Linked DNA regions of Mus musculus: region 2 is linked to region 1. A link is a loop called in an ENCODE intact Hi-C map of the cell type or tissue named here. Cell type or tissue: left cerebral cortex. All regions are shown on one strand.

Region 1 (2,500 bases):
GACGGACAGCGGAGGAGGGAGGATGGCAGGGGAGGGGGGAGGAGCAGGTTTACTGTATCTAGATGTGTTGCCCTGCCTGAAGGGCCACAGAGGAGTAGGGGAGCAGGCTAATGTAACAGAGCTATGGATCTCCGCAAAACCTGACTGACCACAGCCACCTGTGATGTAACCACACTCTCATCCACAATAGACTGGGGGGCGGGACAGAGTCCGGAGTATCACGTTGTGACGTCATAGAGGTCAGCGTGAGGATGCTGAGAATTGTTTTGTGGCGTTTATCCCTGCTGTAATACACACTGCTGGTGGCGGATATTACCTTAGATATTAAAGTATAAACTTGGGAAACAATAAAACGGTGAGAGGCTCGTGTCATAAAATCGCACACCAAGTGGGACTTAACGGTTTTCTATTCTATGTAGTGCGTGTGTGTGTTCATGCATGAAAGTCTGAGGACAGCTCCCAGGAGTCAGTTCTCTCCTTGAACTATGTGGCTCAAACTCAGGCTGTTAGACTCGGCAGCAGCATCTACACCTGCTGAGCCGTCTCACCGGTTCCAAAGAGGGTCTCTAAGCTCAGCACACTCTGTGCTGTCAGGGACAATGTTCTGTCAAGTGTGACTTCATGACGGATGGATTGAAAGCTTTGGAATGTTTCCGAGACAGGGACTCATGTAGCCCAGACTGGTTCCAAGTTCACTTTGTAGCTGAAGGTGGCCTTGAACTCCTGACCTCCCTGCCGCAGCTTCCTGAGCGCTAGGATTATAGCAATGCCTGACCACTCTCGGCTTGGAGAGGAGGTCTTAGCCCGGGACATTTTGCTTTTTTCCCCAGGTCATAGCTGACAACCCCCACCCCTATTCCCGAGAAAAGGCGGGCTGTGGGTGGGAGGGATTCTGGTGCCATAGCTCGCAACATTCTGGGCTTGTCTGGCCTTCAATGTGCGATTTTTGAGAGTTGGATCGAGAAGAAACGAGCTCAGAATGGCACGCGGGTGTGAAGCCGGCTGCCGCGCCAGCTATTTGCCTGTATTTAAAACACATATGGGTGATATTTTTAAATATCTTTGCTATGTGACTGCAAAACATTGCAGTTGCTACTTCATGGACGTGGGTTTTTATGCAAACCCGAGATGGAGAGGCTGGGTGTGTTGCTCCTCACAGGCGGCTCTTGGGGAGAGCGGGCCCAGCAGGCCCTGCGTGGGGCAGGCCAGGTCCCACCTGTGGCCTCAGGGGCTGCCTGAGGTAATGACTTAGGTTTCCTCTGGGGTACATCACCCCCAACTCCCTCCTTGAGATGGTATAGACACCTCCCTGCTCAGGTCTGACATTTAGATAACCCCAAATCCTTGCTCCAGAGATTGGTCAAAGGGCAAGCACCTTTATCCAGTGAGCTGTCTCCCCTGCCCTCTCTTCTTTTTAGATAGGATCTGATGTAGCCCAGGCTGGCCCCTAACTCATTATGTAGCCTAGGATGACCTTGAAGACGATCTTCCTGCCTCTACCTCCAGAGTGCTGGGATCACAGGCCTGTGTCATTAGGGACCCTGGCGTCCTCATGGCAAAGCAAGGTCATCCATCGGTTACAAGGGCCCCTTGGGGACGGCGCTCTCAGAAGCGTTCCTGTAGGTCTCGGGGGAGGATGAACGCAATCTGAATCTCAGATGTCCCATAAGCTCGTGTGATGGATGCCAGGTCCCTAGCAGGCTGATTACAGAGGCCTCCGAGGAGGACAAGATCCCGGGGGCTCCAACTTCAACCTTGAACTGGGTTGATCTGACGATGCGCGCGCAGCATTCCCAGGCTTTAGCGAGGGGCTGCAGTACCCAGTAGCTCTCTCCACAGGGCGGTAACTAAGAAGTGAGCGGCTCTGCTCTTCCCCACCTCAGATCCTGACAAAGCAGGGCTCCCAATGCCAAAAAAAACCTTTCCTCCTGTAAGGTGACTTCCTCGGTTATTTTGTCACAGTGACAGAAAAAAATGGCTAACACAGAAAATCAGTCCCAAGGGTTGTTCTCACTCAGACTTCTCTCAGAAGCCCAGTCTAGGACGTTTTTCTTCCAACCTCATTGGTCAGCACTGTGTCACATGTCCATGTCGGACTCAGTGGTGTGGTTACTCCTGTCCCTAAAGCAAATGGCTTGGAGAAGAGACCACTGGGAGCTTGAGCAACATAAGGGAAAATGCAAAAATAAATTGATTAATTAATTATTTTTAAAAAGAGGGTTAAAGGGATGGGGAGATGGCTCAGTGGTTAGAGCACTGGCTGTTCTCGCAGAGGACCTGGGTTCAAGTCCAAGCATAGGGCAGCAACATTATATGTGATCATTTATCAGGATCACATCTCGCTTGTCACCGTAGAGCCTACTAACACCTGCATAAAAGATGGGTGTTCGCTGTGAATTAACATGAGGCTTCATACGTGGTAATGTGGAGCATAGTTGAGAGACACAGATCAGTCAGCAAGGACCCAAAGCCCCTTTGTTGTTCATGTTCTGTTCTGCTC
Region 2 (2,500 bases), 170 kb before region 1:
CGGCTTGTGCTGGCTGGCTCTGAGGCCGCAGAGGTGCCTAGCATGAGGGTCTCCCTCCCTGGCACTGATGGGGTCAGCGGCAGCCGCTGTTAGCTGAGCAGCTACTAGGCGCTTGAGGCTCTGTCTCATTCAAGGTGGGAGGGGGAGGAGCTCATCTGTGGAGAAGAGACAGCAGCCCAGAGAGGGAGAGTCAGTTTCCAGGGCACAACATGTGTGTCATAATGCAAACACGGCTCTGTGTGTGTGTGTGGTGTGTATGTGTGTGAAGCACGTGGAACCTCCTGGGGTGGAAGGAAAAGGTCTGTCTTGCTCAGCACCATGCCCCTGTGGTAGGAGAGAGGCCAACAAACAGCAGCAAGCACTGAATATTTGTCGAATGAGAGGCGCAGGGGGAGAGGTGTGTACCAGACGGCAGGCTGGGTGTTCTCTGCTGTGTGTCCCACGGGCCTGGGGAAGGGCAGGCATGGAGGAAGCGGTAAGACAAGACAGCAGAGAGGGGCCTGGCCCATCCCTGGTGCCCAGAGCCCTTCTTCCTCTGCCCCCCCCCCACACACACACATTTGCAGCTCTTTGCTTCCCTCAGCTCTGGGGGTTCACACCTGGAGAGATATGTTGGCACTCCCCATCTCCCAGGCCAGCGCTCCTAAAGGGCTGGTTGTGACACTCCGCTTACTGGGTGCCCCCTCTTTCCACAGCACAAATCTCTGATGGACATTTTCCCAAAGTCCTGTATTTTCAAATGAATTCTACAGCAAGGTTGGACACTGAGAACCACAGGTGCGGATGTATGAGTGTGTGTGTGAGTGTGTTTGTGTTGGGGGCCTTTGTCAGTGAGCTTGTGCCTGTGAGGAGCTAGCATGATGCCTGTCACACAGACAACACCTAGAAATGTCCAGGCAACATGGTACCTGGGCCTTCCGTCTGAGCTCATGTGAAGTTGTTCTCTGTGTTCTTATGACACCTAAGGAACACGAGGGAGGGAAGGAAGGAGAGAAGGAGAGAGGAGGGAGGAGGAGGAGGAAGAGGAAGAAGAAAAGAAGGAAGGAAAGGAGGAGAAAGAGGAGGGGAGGAAGAGGAAGGAGAAAAGGAGAGGAAGATGCAGAAGAAGACGAAGAAGGGGAAGAGGAGAAGGAGGAGGAGGAAGAGGAAGAGGAGGGGATGTAAGTAGGGGCAGTAGGGGCCATCACTGTTCCCAGTTACACTAAAATGTCTTTTCCATGGAGGTGAAGGTGGCTTGATCACTAGATGGCGCTAAAATTAGTCATTTGGGACAAAACTCTAAACTAGTGATTTTACCTCCTGCTTTCATCAAAAATACATTTCACATGGCTTAGATTTAAAAATTTAAAAGAAGATCGCAGGAATACTAAAAAAACAAAAACAAAAAACAAAAAAACAAAAAACCCAATTCTAAACTTCAGGTGAGAATGTGTTTAAAAATAGGACACAGAAAGAAAGATTTGGTAAGATTCTCTACTTTCTAGAAATCATTGCTTGAATGTCTACTAGGTACGATGTATACGAGAGGCTATGAACAAAGTTAAAAAGCAAAAGTCCGTTTAACAGAGAAGATGCCAAACATGTCTACCGGTACCAATGCCCCTGTCCCTAATATACAAAGAGCATGGACAAATCAATAATAATTAAGTCCTGCTATAAATGGAGGAACTGCGCAAAGAGTTGGTCAAACAGCACACTGGGTAAAGAGTAAAAAAAGCTGGGCAGCCCAACCAGGGGAAACAACCTCATTTGTTCTGACCACAGGGTCTGGGATCAAGACAAGGTTTCTATGTACTTTCCCACATTTTTCTCTCTCATCCAAGGAACCCTGTGTCACAGCACTAGCCCTCAGCACATGGGCAGTGTGGGGAGGAGCTCAGGACACCAGGAACACCCACAGAAGAGAAAGAACCACACTGAGGCTGCGGGGTCTGGAGTCTCACAGGGAGGACCCACAGGCATGCCGGGGAAGGGGAAGGTGTGGCTACACGGGGGGGGGGGGGGGGGGGGGGGGGGGGGAGTGGGGTGTGGGGGTGTGGGTGTTCAGACACCACTCCACAGAAGTCAATGCAGGACAAGAGAAGGCAGCCGACAGCAGCTCTCTGTCTTTCTGCTTTCCTGTCCTCTGAGCAGAGGGTGTGTAAAGCAAAGCTACTTTCTTTCTTCTTTTGTATCTTTCTTCTTTTGTTCTTTTAGGCTGGGAAGATGCATTAAAAAACCCGAAACCTGGCCAGGCAGCTCCTTACAGCACAGACTCAGCAACACCCACCCGGCTCCCTGAGTGCTAGACAGGTAACCACCCTGTGAGATCCACAATAGACGCTTGCATCCCTTGGACTCCGACGCCCACAGGCTATGGGATGTTTCCCTAAACACGCTCACGCACAGAGCATCAAACCCTCACGCCAGTCCACCAGAAGGGTGTACGACCCTCTCTTTTCCTAAAGACCCAGAGAGCAGAGAGGGCGAGGTTCTGGGCTCAGGTCACTGAGGACAAAGG

Evidence for each region. Hi-C counts contacts between places; a loop is a spot of excess contacts. Peaks named below come from ENCODE experiments on the same cell type or tissue, not always from the same donor. Only the 100,000 strongest peaks of a DNase experiment are listed, where the experiment ranks them.
Region 2: it touches region 1 in a loop (6-fold over the local background); 12 of 42 quality-filtered maps call a loop at or near these places.

The regions. Positions count from the first base shown.
Region 1 is chr5:122,062,710-122,065,209 of GRCm38, forward strand. No RefSeq gene overlaps it. Among named protein-coding and RNA genes, the nearest start is that of Gm52786, 8.8 kb to the left of the region's middle. In left cerebral cortex, no CTCF peak of the experiment used is centred here; a DNase peak (open chromatin) is centred at 1,010; H3K27ac peaks cover 789 bases.
Region 2 is chr5:121,892,538-121,895,037 of GRCm38, forward strand. The region is part of intron 5 of Cux2 (cut-like homeobox 2); the gene reads right to left. It overlaps Gm52785 (a long non-coding RNA gene), which reads left to right. Exons shown (of 3, transcript XR_003955779.1): 2 at 696-777; 3 at 1,824-1,946. Among named protein-coding and RNA genes, the nearest start is that of Gm52785, 26 kb to the left of the region's middle. In left cerebral cortex, a CTCF peak has its summit at 1,248 (motif pointing right); DNase peaks (open chromatin) are centred at 1,235, 1,906 and 2,277; H3K27ac peaks cover 1,560 bases.